Linked DNA regions of Homo sapiens: region 1 is linked to region 2. The links are chromatin loops, found by intact Hi-C in ENCODE. Cell type or tissue: psoas muscle. All regions are shown on one strand.

Evidence for each region. Hi-C counts contacts between places; a loop is a spot of excess contacts. Peaks named below come from ENCODE experiments on the same cell type or tissue, not always from the same donor. Only the 100,000 strongest peaks of a DNase experiment are listed, where the experiment ranks them.
Region 1: a loop joins it to region 2, with 3 times the contacts of the local background. A loop is called at or near these places in 31 of 110 quality-filtered maps.

Annotation. Positions count from the first base shown.
Region 1 is chr14:68,839,831-68,847,830 of GRCh38, reverse strand. No RefSeq gene overlaps it. Among named protein-coding and RNA genes, the nearest start is that of ZFP36L1, 51 kb to the right of the region's middle. RefSeq lists an enhancer at 3,719-4,231. In psoas muscle, a CTCF peak has its summit at 3,698 (motif pointing right); a DNase peak (open chromatin) is centred at 3,690; H3K4me3 peaks cover 893 bases; H3K27ac peaks cover 339 bases.
Region 2 is chr14:67,834,205-67,842,204 of GRCh38, reverse strand. RAD51B (RAD51 paralog B) reads right to left here. Exons shown (of 11, transcript NM_133510.4): 4 at 7,009-7,125. Among named protein-coding and RNA genes, the nearest start is that of RAD51B, 18 kb to the right of the region's middle. In psoas muscle, a CTCF peak has its summit at 4,990 (motif pointing left); no DNase peak of the experiment used is centred here.

The DNA of each region.
Region 1 (8,000 bases), 1.0 Mb before region 2:
TAAATAAGTAAGTAAAATGACCATAGGATGTACTATCATGTTCTTGAATAACATTTTAAGAACATGGGAAAATTTGCATGATATGGGAATTGATGGAAAAAAAAGAAAATACATAATCATTTGTAGTGGGTTCATAACATTGTAAAACAGAAAATTGTGTACACATAGTAACTGGCCGAAAATACACCAACATGTCTGCAGTTGCTGTAATCGGGTGGGGTATAGGTGATTGTTGTTTTCTTCTTTTTATATTTTTCTCTTTTAAAATTTCTATAACAAACAGTTATTATTTTTATCAGCAGTAAAAAACTCCACCATTTGTGTGTCTATTCTAGGTCTTATCATCATGGAAGAAATGTTTTCTTTAAATTAGATTTATAAAGACATAAGTTCCTTGTGTGTAAAACCTATGCCTTTTGGTGAAGAAAAAATTCCTCGTTTCTTCAAGTTGTTAAAATATTAAAGGCATTTCTTATTCTACTTAAATCCCTGGTCAATTACTGCTGTGGAAACTATTGTAATGGATATTCTATGAAAGGATAAATGCAACTATTAAAAATTATTGAACAAGTGTACCTGCTACGGTAAAAAAAATATATATTGTACAGTGTATGTAATAAACCTTTCCCCTCCCCAAGAAATAATCACCAGAATGTTACCATGCATATACCAACCTATGTGTGTATTTTTAATTTAGTTTTATAGAAGAGAATAAGTTACATACTTTTTTATGATCTTTTAAAAACGTTTTATTAATGTATAATTCACATACTATAAAATCCCCTCATTTAAAGAGTATAGTTCAGTGATTTGTGTGTGAGATGAGGTCTCAACTCTGTTGCCCAGGCTCAAATGCGGTGGCACGACCTCAGCTCACTGCAGCCTCGACCTCCCGGGTTCAAGCAATCCTCCCACCTCAGCCTCCCTAGTACCTGGGACTACAGCCATGCACCACCACGCCTGGCTACTTTTGTAATTTTTGTAGAGATGGGGTTTCACTATGTTTCCCAGGCTGGTCTCGAACTCCTGGGCTCAAGCAGTCTGCCTGCCTCAGCCTCCCAAAGTGCTGAGATTACAGATGTGAGTTGCCATACCCAATTCAGTTCAGTGATTTTCAAGGTTAATTTATACAGTTGTGCAACCATCACCACAGTCCAGACACTCCCATGGTGCTTTCTCACTCAACACTGCCTCTTGGAGATGGTTCCGCATAAGTGAGTATGGATCTCTGTCATCGTTTTCAGTGGTTTGCTGGTTTTCCATCACATGGATGCACCATCCTTTATCTAACTAGTGCCCTACTGGTGAGTCCCAGTTTTTTTGCTACTATTAACTGGGCTTCAGAGGAATCCCTGTACATACATCTTTACACCCATGAACATGAATGTATCTGTAGGGTTCGTTACCAGTGAAGGAATTGCTGCATTAATGAATATGTGCTTTTATAATTTAAAAGACTTAAAATTACTTCTAATTAACATTCCTACATTAGTGTTTGAAAAAAACCATTTGTTCAACTAGGACTTTAAAACAATCTAATAGGATAAAAACTGCATAACCAAATTTGATGTAAGAAGTGACAGAGAGGCCAGGCATGGTGGCTCATGCCTGTAATACCACCACTTTGGGAGGCTAAGGTGGGAGGACTGCTTGAGGTCAAGAGTTCAAGACCAGCCTGGGTGACATAGTGAGACCCCCATCCCTAAAAAAATTTTTTTAAAAACTTAGCCAGATGTCATGGCACACACCTGTAGTTCCAGCTACTCAAGAGGCTGAGGCAGGAGAATTCCTTGAGCCAAGGAGGTGAAGGCACCAGTGAACCAAGATTGTACCACTGCATTCCAGCCTGGGTGACAGAATAAGACACTGTCTTTTTTTTTTTTGAGATGGAGTCTCGCTCTGTCACCCAGGCTGGAGTGCAGTGGCGCGATCTGGGCTCACTGCAAGCTCTACCTCCTGGGTTCACACCATTCTCCTGCCTCAGCCTCCCGAGTAGCTGGGACTACAGGCGCCCGCCACTGCGCCTGGCTAATTTTTTTGTATTTTTAGTAGAGACAGGGTTTCACCATGGTTTCGATCTCCTGATCTCGTGATCCACCCGCCTTGGTCTCCCAAAGTGCTGGGATTACAGGCATGAGCCACGGCGCCTGGCCTGACACTGTCTTAAAAGAAAAAAAAAAAAGAATAATAATGATAAGAAGAGAAGAAGTGGTAGAGGTATCTTTGTGCATTTGTATGTATGTATGTGTGTGTATACAAACACAAATTTTTTTCCTAATGTTTATAAAGTATATGTCTTTTTTTTTTTTTAGACGGAGTTTTGCCCTTGCCACACAGGCTGGAGTGCAATGGCGTGATCTCGGCTCACTGCAACCTCCGCCTCCTGGGTTCAAGCGATTCTCCTGCCTCAGCCTCCTGAATTGCTGAGATTACAGGTGCCTGCCACCACGCCCAGGTAATTTTTGTATTTTTAGTAGAGACAGGGTTTCACCATGTTGGCCAGGCTGGTGTCGAACTCCTGATCTCAGGTAGATCCACCTGCCTCGGCTTCCTAAAGTTCTGGGATTACAGGCGTAAACCACTGCGCCCAGCCATGTCTGCTATTTGTTAAGTCTCTGTATCCCTGGAAACCACACAATTTACATATGTAAGAGTTAGTACATTAGACATCACTATTTCTATGGAGTTTTTAAAATGAGAAAAACCTGCTGGATACACACACACACACACACACACACACACACACACACACGTATATCCAAAAGAAAGGGAATAAGTATATTGAAGAGATATTTGCCCTCCTGTTTACTGCAGCACTATTCCTGATGGCCAAGATACAGATCAACATAAGTGTCCATCAATGGATGAATAAAGAAAGAAAATGTGACGTATATACACAATGGAATATTATTTAGCTATAAAAAATGATAAAATCCTGTCATTTGCAGCAACATGGGTGGAATGGAGGTCATCATGTTATGTGAAATAAGCCAGGCACAGAAAGACAAATGCCACATATTTTCAGTCATGTGGAAGCTAAAAACAAAAGTGGATCTCATGGAGCTAGAGGGTTGAATGATAGTTAACAGAGGCTGGGAAGGGGGCTGGGGAAGATGAAGAGAGGTTGGCTAATGGGTACAAACATACAGCTAGACAGAGGGAATAAGATCTAGTAGTTGATACTACTGCAGGGGAATTATAGTTAACAATAATGTATTGTATATTTCAAAATAGCTAGAAGACTTATAATGTTTCTGACACAAAGTAGATATAAATGTTTGGGGTGATGGGTGTCTGATTTTCTCTTTACATGTTGTACACATGTAATAAAAATATCACCTGAGGCTGGGCGTGGGGATCACGCCTGTGACCCCAGTACTTTGGGAGGCTGAGGTGGGAGAATAGCTTGAGGCCGGGAGTTTGAGACCAGCTTGGGCCACAGATGGGGATCCTGTCCCAAAAGAAGAGGGGTGGGGGGAAGAAACAGAATAAGAAATAAATTAAATTTAAAAAATCACAGACACCCCCAAAATATGTATAACTATGATGTATCAATAAAAAAAAAAACTCCAACAATGAGAAAAACCAAAGCGAAATGGAGGACCGGACACTTGATTGACGGTGACCGGGGACTGTGCGTCTTGAGCTGGTTGTGCTCAGGTCTCGTCCTCTCTTGGAATCTCGCTGTGGGCCAGCAGGTGGCGCTTGTGCTCCCCGTGGCCGCGATCCGTGAAACTGGATTTAATATAGTAACCCGATGTTGCCCTGAACATATAATTTTCAAACCTTCCAGTCCACCACAAGGAAAACCTCTGAGGATTTTCTTCTGGGAAGAGCAATTAGCCTAACCTCTTAGGAGGAGAAATTGCATCGCTGAGCTTGTCTGGGAAAGCAACATACCCTCCCAAGAGCAGTCTTGGGGAGGGCGGAGAGAAACCGCCAAGCAGCCTTTGTGAAGAGGGAGGGGTGCTGGAGAAGGGCTGGGAACGGCAGGGTAGGATTTGGGGCTTGGAGTGGGAAGTATCCTAGGTCTGAGGACAGCAAGTCCCGGGCCTGTGGGCTTCTGGGCTTAGGCGGGAGGGTAACAGAGACCGAATGGGTGCAAGATTACTTGGGTGGGCTGAAGATGCTCTGCCCAGCCCAGGCCAGGCTGGGAGAGCCCCTCCTTCACCCACCTACTGTGACTAAATGCCAGGCACTGGTGACACAGCTGTGACAAGACAGGCCTGGTCCCTGCCCTCACAGAGCCTGCAGGACGGGGGGCGGAGGGGGGTGGGCAGGAAATAGCAGTGACCAGGATCTAAGGGGGTTGTTGAGGTGTGTTTGGGGAGGGAGTAGGGCAACTTTCTCAAGGGGTCCAGGCCACTGCCCAGACTCCAGACTCCCTGGGATGGGGAGACTAGACTGGAAGGAGCCATCGGGGAATAGGGATCAGCTGAACCAGGGCAAGGGAAGAGAGTGGCTACTGGGGGTCACAGGGCAAGAGCAGGGAGCTTCGAGCTGGGGGATGCCCAGCCTGAGCCTGTGGGAGGGGAGAGTGGCACCCTGTGCCCTGGTCACAGATGAGGCTGGGAGGGGTGTGTCCTATTTTGAAGAAGAGGCCTTGCTTTGGCAAAGGCTGTAGTTGGGAAGAGAGGGAGAGAGATAGAGAGAAAGAGGCAGGGAGATAAAGACAAAGGGAAGAGAGAAAGAGAATTATTTTGTCTCTACCCTCAGGGACAGTGTAATCTTGGTGGAAAGTGAAAATGTGCCAGTGTACAAGTGCACACACACACACACACACACACACACACACACACACACAAAGACTGTTACCATAAGGTTGTCAGCAACTGGAGCCAAGGGAAGCATCCAGATGGCTGAGCCTATATGACCTTGGGCAAATACTTAACCTCCCTATACCTCAGTTTCTTCATCTGTAAACTGGGAGCAATATTAGTATTGACCTCATAGGGCTGTTAAGAGGATTAAACACAATAATCCTTTTGAAGCATGCAGCATAGTCCCTGGCAGCTAGTAAGGTCTCACAAGTGATTGTTGTTGTTGTCATTCATCATGATCATTAATATCAGTTGTCATCTGCTGGAAAAGGAGGGATTAGAAAAGGTGGGATATGGATAGGCACAGCCAAGACAAATGCGCGGGATGGGAAAAGCAATTCAAGCTGGAAAAGAAAGAACTCGTGGGAACAAAGGTGAAGAGGTAGGAGGGTGAGATTCTAAGTCCTCACTACTCAAAGTGTGGTCCAAAGACTCACCAGCAGCAGCTGCTCCTGGGTGCTTGTTAGAAGTGCAGAATCTTGGACCCCAGCCCAGGTCTACTCACCCAGAATCTGCAACTTTTCAAGCTGTTCAGGTGATTTGTTTGCTTGGGGGAGTTTGAGAAGCACAGCTATCAGCCATAACTCATGGGAGTGAACGATGCTGGTGCCACAGTGGGAGCAGCAGAGAGAAGGCTACAGAGGGATGGGGACCAATCAGTACATGTCCCTGAAATAGTTCCACGTGCAAGTTACTGCCCAGGATTCAATATTTGTTATAATTTTTCCCTTTGAGGTAAAACCTATATACAATGAAATATATACATGAACTGTACCTCTAAGTTTTAACAAGTGCATCTACCAATGTAAACTTGGACTCCAGTCAAGACATAAAACCTGACCAGCCACCCAGAAAGTTCCCTCATACCTCTTCCTAATCGATCCCTGCTCCAGTCCCTAGAGGCAGCAGTTGTTTTGACTTATTTTCTGCAATATAAATTACTTTGCCAGTTTTAGAATTCCGTACCCATGGAACTGTATGATAGGTACTGCTGTGTAACCCTTCATTTATGCAGCATAATGTTTTTAGACACATCTGTGTCACTGTATCAGTCATCTGTCCCTTTTTATTGCTGTGTGCTCTTCCGTTGTATAGGTATGTCACAGTTTGTTTATCCACTATGCTGTTTCTGATTTTTGGTTATTGTAATTAGGCTGCTAGGAAAATTTCTGTATGTCTTTTTGTGAACATACATTTATATTTCTCTTGGATAAATACCTAGAAGTGGGAGTGCTAGGTCATAGGGTAGGTTATGTTTAGTTTTATAAGAAACCACTAGCCCTATTCCAGAGTGGCTGTACCGTTTTATGCTTTTACCAACTGTATTAATCAGCTCAAGCTGCCATAACAAAATACCATAGGCAGAATGGCTTAAACAACAGACATTTATTTTCTCACAGTTCTGGAGGCAGGAAGCCCGAGGTCAGGGTGCCAGAGTGAGGGCTTTCTTCTAGCCAAGAAGGCCCCTGCCATCTTGCCGTGTGCTTACATGACCTTTTTTTTAAGTGTGTGAGTGGAGACAGAGAGAGAAAGAGAGAGAGAGAGAGGGTGCTCTTTAGTGTCTTTTCTTATAAGGACATTAATCCTATTGAATCAGGGCCCAGCCTTTATTACTTTATTTAACCTTAATCTTAACTTTAATGGTCCTATCACCAAATACTGTCACACGGGAGGTTTCAAGATAAGAATTTTGGAGGGACACAAACAATCAGTCTGTAACACCAACAATGTGTGAAAGTTCCAGTTTTGTCAGGTATTTTAATTTTAGCCATTCCTGTGGGTGTACAGGATATTTCATTGTGGTTTTATTTCCCTGATGACTAATGATGCTGATGATCTTATTTTTTCCATTTAAAAAATTGCAGTAATATACACATAACATAAAACGTACCAACTTAACCATTTTCTTTTTTTTCTTTTTTTTTTTTTTTGAAACAGGATCACACTCTGTTGCCCAGGCTGGAGTGCAGTGGTACGATCATGGCTCACTGCAGCCTTGACCTCTAGGGCTCAAGCAGTCCTCCTGCCCAGCCTCCCAAGTAGCTGAGCAGCTGGGACACAGGTATGCACCACCACACCTGGCTAATTATCTTTATTTTTATTTTTGTAGAGGCAGGGTCTCCCTATGTTGCCCAGGCTGGTCTTGAACTCCCAGCTCAACTGATCCTCTTGCCTCAGCCTCTCAGACTGTTGGGATCACAGGTTAAGATGAGGCCACCATGCCCGCCTCATCTTCATCATTTTTTAAGTGCACAGTTTAGTGGTATTAAGTGCATTCATAATGTTGTGCAACCAATCACCACCATCTGTCTCTAGAACACTTTTTATCTTGTAAAACTGAAACTCTATACTCACTAACCAATAATTCCCCATACCTCCATGTCCTGGCCCTGGAAACCAACATTCTACTTTCTGTTTCCATGGTTTTGACTACTCTAGGTACTTCACAGACTCACGCATTATTTGTCCTTCTGTGACTGGCCTATTTCAGGTAGCAAAATGTCCTCAAGGCTCATTCATGTTGTGGCATGTCAGAGGGTTTTTTTTTTTTAATTTTCAAGGCTAAATAATATTCTGTTTTTTTTCTTTTCTTTTTTTTGAGATGGAGTTTTGCTCTTGTTGCTCAGGCTGGAGTGCAATGGCACAATCTTGGCTCACTGCAACCTCTACCTCCCAGATTCAAGAGATTCTCCTGCCTCAGCTCCCGAGTAGCTGGGATTACAGGCATGAGCCACCACGCCTGGCTAACTTTGTATTTTTAGTAGAAGTGGGGTTTCTCCATGTTGGTCAGGCTGGTCTCAAACTCCTGACCTCAAATGATCCACCTGCCTTGGCCTCCCGAAGTGCTGGAATTACAGGCGTGAGCTGCTGCGCCTGGCCAAGGCTAAATAATATTCTGTTACATGTATATACCACATTATGCTTATCCATTCATCCAGTGATGGACATTTGGGTTACCTCCACATTTTAGCTATTGCAAATAATAATGCTATAAACATGGTGTACAAATATCTGAGACCCTTCTTTCAATTCTTTTGGGTATATACCCAGAAATGAAATTACTGGATCATATAGTAATTCTATTTTTAATTTTTTGAGAAACAGTAAATGCATCATTTTGCATTCCCAACAACGTTGAACAAAGGTTCCAATTTCTCCACATTTTCAGCAACACTTGTT
Region 2 (8,000 bases):
CACCAATAACATTCCAGCTGAGAGCCAAGTCAAGAATACAATCCCATTTACAATAGCTACACAAAAAAAATAAAATATCTAGGAATACATCTAACCAAGGAGGTGAACGATCTTTGGAAGGAGAACTACAAAACACTGCTACAAGAAATCATAGATGATACAAACAAATGAAAAAACATTCCATACTCATGGATTTGAAGAATCAATACCGTTAAAATGGCATATTTCCCAAAGCAATGTACAGATTCAAATTACCAATGTCATTTTTCACAGAATTAGAAAAAACTATTCTAACATTCATATGGGAAGTTAAGAGTCTGAAAAGCCAAGGGAATCCTAAGCAAAGAGAACAAAGCTAGAGGCATCACACTACCTGACTTCAAACTATAGCAACCAAAACGGCATGGTACTGGTACAAAAACAGACATAGTGATCAATGGAACAGAATAGAGAACCCAGAAATGAAACCACACACTTACAACCTCTGATCTTTGACAAAGTCAACGAAAATAAAAAAATGGGGAAAGGACTTCCTATTCAATAAATGCTGCTGAGATTACCAGCTAGCCATATGCAGAATAATTAAACTGGACCCCTACCTTTTACCATTTACAAAAATTAACTCAAGATGGATCAACAATTTAAATCTAAGACCCAACCCATAAAAATCCTAGAAGAAAACCAAGGAAAATCCATTCTGGACATCAGCCTTGGCAAAGAACTAATGGCTAAGACCTCAAAAATATTGTAACAAAAACAAAAATTGACAAGTGGTACCTAACTAAAGAGCTTCTGCACAGCAAAAGAAACTATCAACAGAATAAATGGACGCCCTACAGAATAGGAGAAAATATTCACAAACTAGGCATGTGACAAAGGTCTAATATCCAGATTCTATAAGGAACTTAAACAAATCAACAAGCAAAAAATGACCCCATTAAAAGTGGGTAAAGGACATGAACAGACACTTCTCAAAAGAAGACATACATGTGGCCATCAAATATAAAATGCTCAACATCCCTAATCATTAGAGAAATGCAAATCAAAACCACAATGAGATACCATCTCACACCAGCCAGAATGGCTATTATTAAGAAGTCAAAATGGCCAGGCACAGTGGCTCATGCCTATAATCTCAGCAATTTGGGAGGCTGAGGTGGGCGGATCACTTGAGGCCAGGAGTTTGAGACCAGCCTGGCCAACATGGTGAAACCCCATCTCTACTAAAAAATAAAATTAGCTGGGCATGGTAGCACACACCTGTAATCCCAGCTACTCAGGAGGCTGAGGCACGAGAATCACTTGAACCTGGGAGGCAGAGGTTGCAGTGAGCCAAAAGTGCCACTGCCCTCCGGGCTGGGCAACAGAATGAGACTCTGTCCCAAAAAAAAAAAAAAAGTCAAAAAATAATAGATGCTGGAAAGGGTGCAGAGAAAATGGAATGCTTATACACTGTAGGTGGAAATATAAATTAGTTCAATCACTGTGCAAAGGAGTTTGGAGATCTCCCAAAGAACTTAAAACAGAGCTACCATTTGAGCCAGCAATCTCATTGCTGGATATATACCCAAAGGAAAATAAATCACTCTACCAAAAAGACATATGCACTCGTATGTTCACTGCCACAGTATCCACAATAGCAAAGACATGGAATCAACCTAAGTGCCCATCCATGGTAGAGTAGATAAAGAAAATGTGGTAAATATATACCATGGACTACTACACAGCCATAAAAAGAACAAAATCATGTCCTTTGCAGCAACATGGATGCAGCTCTTGGTCATTATCCTAAGTGAATTAACACAGGAACAGAAAACCAAAGACTGCATGTTCTCACTTATAAGTGGGAGCTAAACATTGGGTATACATGGACACAAAGATGGGAACAATCAACACTGGAGATTATTAGAAGGAGGAAGAAGGGAGCAGGGAAAAAGGCTAAAAAAACTACTTATTGGGGACTATGTTCAGTAGCTGAGAGATGGTATAAATCGTACCCCAAACCTCAGCATCACGCAATATACCAATGTAACAAACCTGTACATATACCCCCTGAACCTAAAATAAAATAGGGCACCCAATTATTAGAGAATAATCATTCTTTTCAAGCACACGTGCAACATTTATCAAAGTTCATCACATATTTAACCTTAAAAGATGTCTCAGGGAACTTCAAAAAATCAATATCATGCAAAGTTATCTGACAAAAATGCAATTAGATTAATAATGTAATTAAAATAAATTTTTTTAATTAAGTAATTTAGATATTTTAAAATTCCAAATGATACATGAGTCAAAGAAGCAATTGTGATGGGAATGTTTAAATACTTCTAGAACAGAATGAAAATGGAAATACTATATCTCAAAATAGAATGCTTCAAGAAAAATTCAGTCTTAAAAGGTCAGAGTAAAAAGAAAAACTGAAAATTAATAGATTAAATATCTAATTTAAGAAGTTAGAAGCAAAGAATAACCCCACAAAAAAATTAAATAAAAGGAGATAATAAGAAAATGGCAGAAATAAAGGAGGTAGAAGATGAAGAAATAATAGAGAAGACCAACAAAGAACAACAAAATGCAGAGTTCTTTAAAATGATGACATACATACTCAAACTTCTGACAAGATTTTTTTTAAAAGAGAGGGAGAAATAAAACAAAGTAAGTAATATCAGAAATGGAAAGGGGGACAAAAACCACATGTAAAACCAGATTTAAGAGCTGGAAGATTGTAATGAATAACTTTATTATAATAAATTTGAAAACATAAAGAAAATGGACAAATTCCTAAAAATCTCATTCACTGTAACTAATCAAGAAGAAATAGAAAATCTGAGTAGTCCTATAATCATTAAAGGAATTGAATTTTTAAAAAATCTTCTCAGAAGGAAAAATATCAAGATCAGACAATTTTTCAGACAAGTTCTACCAAATCTTCAAGGAACAAATAATTCCCATCATAGGCAAACTATTGCAGAATATTAAAAAAAGAGATATTCCATAATCCATTCTACCAAACTAGTATAAGATAAATACTAATTCAGACAAAGACACTACTAAAAGGAAAATTACAGCTGAATATCCATCCTAAATATTGAAAAATCTTAAATATTAGCAAACTGAATCCAACAGTTTATAAAAAAAGATAATATATCATGACCAAGTTGAACTTGTCCCAAAAATGCAATAGTAGTTTAACATCAGAAAAATCTATTAAATGTTTCTCACCATGCTATTAGACCAAAGATGAAAAATAATACAATCATTTCAATCAATGCAGAAAAAAAAGTTTTTGATAAAATGTAACACCAAATTAGTATTTTAGCTAGGAAATGGAGGAAAGTTCTTTATTTCTGATCAAGGATATCTACTTACAGCAAACATCACAGGTTTTTTTTTTTTTACTTTTTTATCTAGAAATAATTTTAAACTTACAGGAAAATGGTATTAATAAAAACAGAAGGCCAGGCGCAGTAGCTCACACCTGTAATCCCAACACGTTGGGAGGCCAGGGCAGAAAGGATCACTTGAGGTCAGGAGTTCAAGACCAGTCTGGGCAACATAGCAAGCCCTCATCTCTACAAAACATTTTAAAAAATTAGCCAGGCATGGTGGTGCACACCTGTAGTCCTAGCTACTTGGGAGGCTGAGGAAGGAGGATCATTTCAGCCCAGGAGTTTGAAGCTGCAGTGAGCTATGGTTGTGCCACTGCACTCCAGCCTAGGTGACACAGCTAGACCATGTATCTTTTTTTTTAATTTAAAATAAAAATAAATTAAAAATAAATAAAAACAATACAGAATATATATATGCATTCTTTTCCCACATCCACCCACCGTTAACATTTTGCCCAATTTACTTTATCGTTTTGCTAGCTCTCTCTTACCTCCACATGTGTGTATGTGCATGCGCATGTATGATACACAGTATGAAATCAGTATGTCAATCTACGCTCCCATTTTTATTGCAGCACTATTCACAGTACCCAAGAGATGGAATCAACCTAAGTGTCCATCAGCAGACAAATGGATAAATATGTGGTACATACATGCAATGGAGTACTATTTCAGCCATAAAAAAGAATGAGATTCTGTCATCTCTAACAACATGGATGGAACTCAAGGTCATTATGTTGAGTAAAATGTCAGACACAGAAAGACAAACCTTGCATGTTCTCACTCACATGTAGAAGCTAAAAAAATTGATCTCATAGAAGTGGAGAGTAGAATAGTGGTTATTAGAGGCTGAGATGGTTAGAGGGAGACAGCCAAAGGTTGGTTAGCAGTTACAAAATTATAGCAAGACAGGAGGAATAAGTCTTAGTTTTCTATAGCACCTTAGGTAAACTATAATTTACAACAATTTATTATATATTTTCAAATAGCTAGAAGAGGGGCTTTTGGATGTTCCGAACACACACAAAAAATGATAAATGCTTGAAGTGATGGATATGCCAATTACCTGATTTGATCATTATACATTGCACACACATATCAGAATATCACACTGTACCCCATAAATATATACAATTATTGTATCAATTAAAAATTGTAATAAAAGCAAAAAAAACTCTGTTTGAGGATAATTTGATATACTCCCTGTACTCAGTTGAAAAACAAAAAACAAAAAAGATTGAAGAAGCTACCTGTAGCTAGAACAGAAAGGAGAGAATTTGCCCCTACTAAGGAGTCAAAGTATTTATATTCCTATTCCAAGTCAGCCAATTAGATAACAACAAAACACCTAAAAGGCTTGTAACTTCTGTTTGGATTTTAAAAAATAATTAATAAAAGCTAAGTGAAAAAGTATTAAAAATTATTCTAAAACTTAAAAAGTAAAAAGAATTTCCCAGTTAATCTTCCTTAAGTTCAATGTTTTTGCTATTTAAATAAGTAAGTTTATGACTGTGGATCACACTGTAATAAACCTTGTTTAAGCAAGTGGAACTTCAGCCCAAAAAGTTTATGTAAAATCATGTGATTCTGGCACCACCTGGTGGCAGTATATTCCAAAAGAAGAGGATGTGTGTGTGTGTGCGTGTGTGTGTGTGTATGTGTGTGTGTGCATTTTTATTAATAACTAATTCACGCATTTATTTACCAACTATTTAATAGGCATCTGCTAGGTGTTGCTCATATAAATCTTTAAATCTCTCTTGGAAGACAGGAAATAAAATATAGTATCTAAAACAGGGTCCCTATCTCCAAGGAAAAAAAATCCACAGTTAAATTATGACTATCAGAATGTAAGAAAATAATCTGTTCTTGTTTAGAAGTTTCCTGAAAGTATTTATGCCCCTAGAACTTTCAAGCAAGAAGTCCTCAGGAGTGTATTGATAAACATTGTCTATGAAGTCACCACATTGTAAGCAGTTTTCAAGGAAAATAACTGCAGTGGTTTTAAAATGTCCTCAAATTCCTGACACTTCTTCCTCCAAAAGGTTGGCCAGGTGTAGTGGCTCACACCTGTAATCCCAGCACTTTGGGAGGCCCAGGTGGGTGGATCACCTGAGGCCAGGAGTTTGAGACCAGCCTGGACAACATGGTGAAACCCCATCTCTAGTAAAAATACAAAAAATTAGCCAGGCATGGTGATACATGCCTGCAATCCCAGCTACTCACTTGAACCTGGGAGGCAGAGGTTGCAGTAAGCCAAGATTGTGCCACTGCACTTCAGCCTGGGCAACAGAGCAAGACTCTGTCTCAAAAAAAAAAAAAAAAGAGGCTAATTTCCCTTTCCTTAAATGTAGGCTTGACTTAATGACTCACTTCTAATGACGAAAAGTGGCAGAAGTAGTGGTGTGTAACTTCCAAAGCTAGGTTGCCAAAGATATCACCACTTCCATCTTGCCTTCTTCAAGACCACTCACCTGGGGGAAGTCAGCCATCATGTCATAAGACTCAAGAAGCCTGTGGAGAGCCTACCTGGTGAGGCACTGTGGCCTCCTGCCAACCACCAGCACCCATTTGCCAGTCATGTAAGTGGGCCCCTCAGAAACAGATCCTACAGCCCCTACCAAGCTTCAGATGACTGCATCCCTCACCAACAATGCTGAGCTAAGCCACTCACAAAGAAACTAAGAAATAACCAAAGTTTATTGTTTTAAGCCACTTAGTTTTGGGATAATTTGTTATCCAACAGTATTAACTAATCCAATAACCTATCACTTCCTAAAAGAAATTTTATCTATAACAGAAAGTAAAAACAGCTCACTTTAGTTTAATACTATAATTTTTCCATATGTTAATAAAATTTCAAATTGTCCTTCCTAATTTATAAGGAGTGATCCTTTTTTAATTCCCCCAATTGTTTCATAATATTATTTCATAATATTTACCACTTTCTTTTTTTTGAGACAGGGTCTTGCTCTGTCACCCAGGCTGGAATGCAGTGGTGTGACCATGGCTCACTCTAGCCTTGACCTCCCTGGCTCAAGGTCAGCCTCCTGAGTAGCTAGGACCATAAGCATGCACCACCACATATGGCTAAATGGTTTCTGGGTTTTTTTTATTTTTTTTTTGGTAAAGACAGGGTCTTGCCTTGTTGCTCAAAGTGCTGGGATTACAGGCATGATATAATCATATATATAAAATATATAATGTTATTTATGTGCATACATATTACATATATGACATATGTGTATATATTACATATATGTGACGTGTGTACATATAAATGTATGTATGCATGTATGTATATATAACATATATGTATGCATTATATATATAACACATATATAAACACACCCAGCAATATTTATCACTTTCTAAGTTAACTCAATGAAACAGCAACCTAAGTAGATTTTAATCAGTCAGCAAGGATTTTGTTTTTAACACCTCTGTTTGCAGAACAACCACACTAAGTACTGAGTGGAGAACCATATCCTTGAAGTACTTATAATTTAATTCAGATTACCGTTCCAGAAATAATTTATGTTTTTTAACTAAACTTTTTCCCTAGCTCTGAAGGTTATAGGTCAATGGAAGAAGGTACGAAAAATTTTTCCTTTACCTCTGTGAGGGATCCACAAGCCACACCACCATGCAGGGCTTCGTCCAAAGCAGAAAGGGTAGTAGATAAGAATGCTGGTGAGAAATCAGCAGACCTTTGTGCTTTTATCCCATAAGCCTAAACAAGAAAATGATTAAGTTTTTTTTCAACCTCTATATATATTCAAAAACATAAACCAACTTTAATTCTCTAAATTTTAGCAATTTTAACCCTAATCCATCCTTTTCCCTTCTATTATTTATTTGTTCAACAAATATTTACTCTGTGCCAGGGACTGTGCTAGATTATGGGGATATGACATAACAGAAAGAGAGAGACGTTGCCCTCACAGTCTTATGAAGTCAACCAGGGACTATGAAATTAGGACTAGAAACCAGGCAATTACAACACAATTAATAAGAGATATTGTAATAGGGAAAGTATAACTGATACAGATTTTGGAAACTTAATGGAATTGCTGGATGCCCGTGCTAAAATCTGAAAGAGCTGTTAGGTAAGCAAAGGAAATTTGACTATTCCTGCCAAAGAGGACAGAATGTACAAAGAAAGGTCAAGAAGCAAGAGAGGAAACAGGGACTAACACAAACTGTAAATATACAGTTCATTTAGAATGGTTGAAAGATGGAGTGTGGGTGTAGCACAGCAAGCAATGAGGCTAGAGAAGTAAGCAGGGGCCTAACCATAAACAGCTCTGTTGAAGATGCAAAAAGGAGTGACATGAACAAGTTATTTCAAACTTGGGTTCGTTTGTGAAGAACAGTGTGAAGGAAGGTGTGGTAGGCTGAGAAATGACCCCCCACCCCCACCCCTGGATATCCAAATCAAATCTCCAGAACCTGTCTGTGAATATTACCTTATTTGCAAAATGGGTGTTTGCAGATGTGATTAAGTTAAAGCTCTTGAGATGAAGGGATAATCATGGATTATCCAGATGGACCCTAAATACCCACACTAATAAGAGAGGCAGAGGGAATTCAATACACACAGGAAAA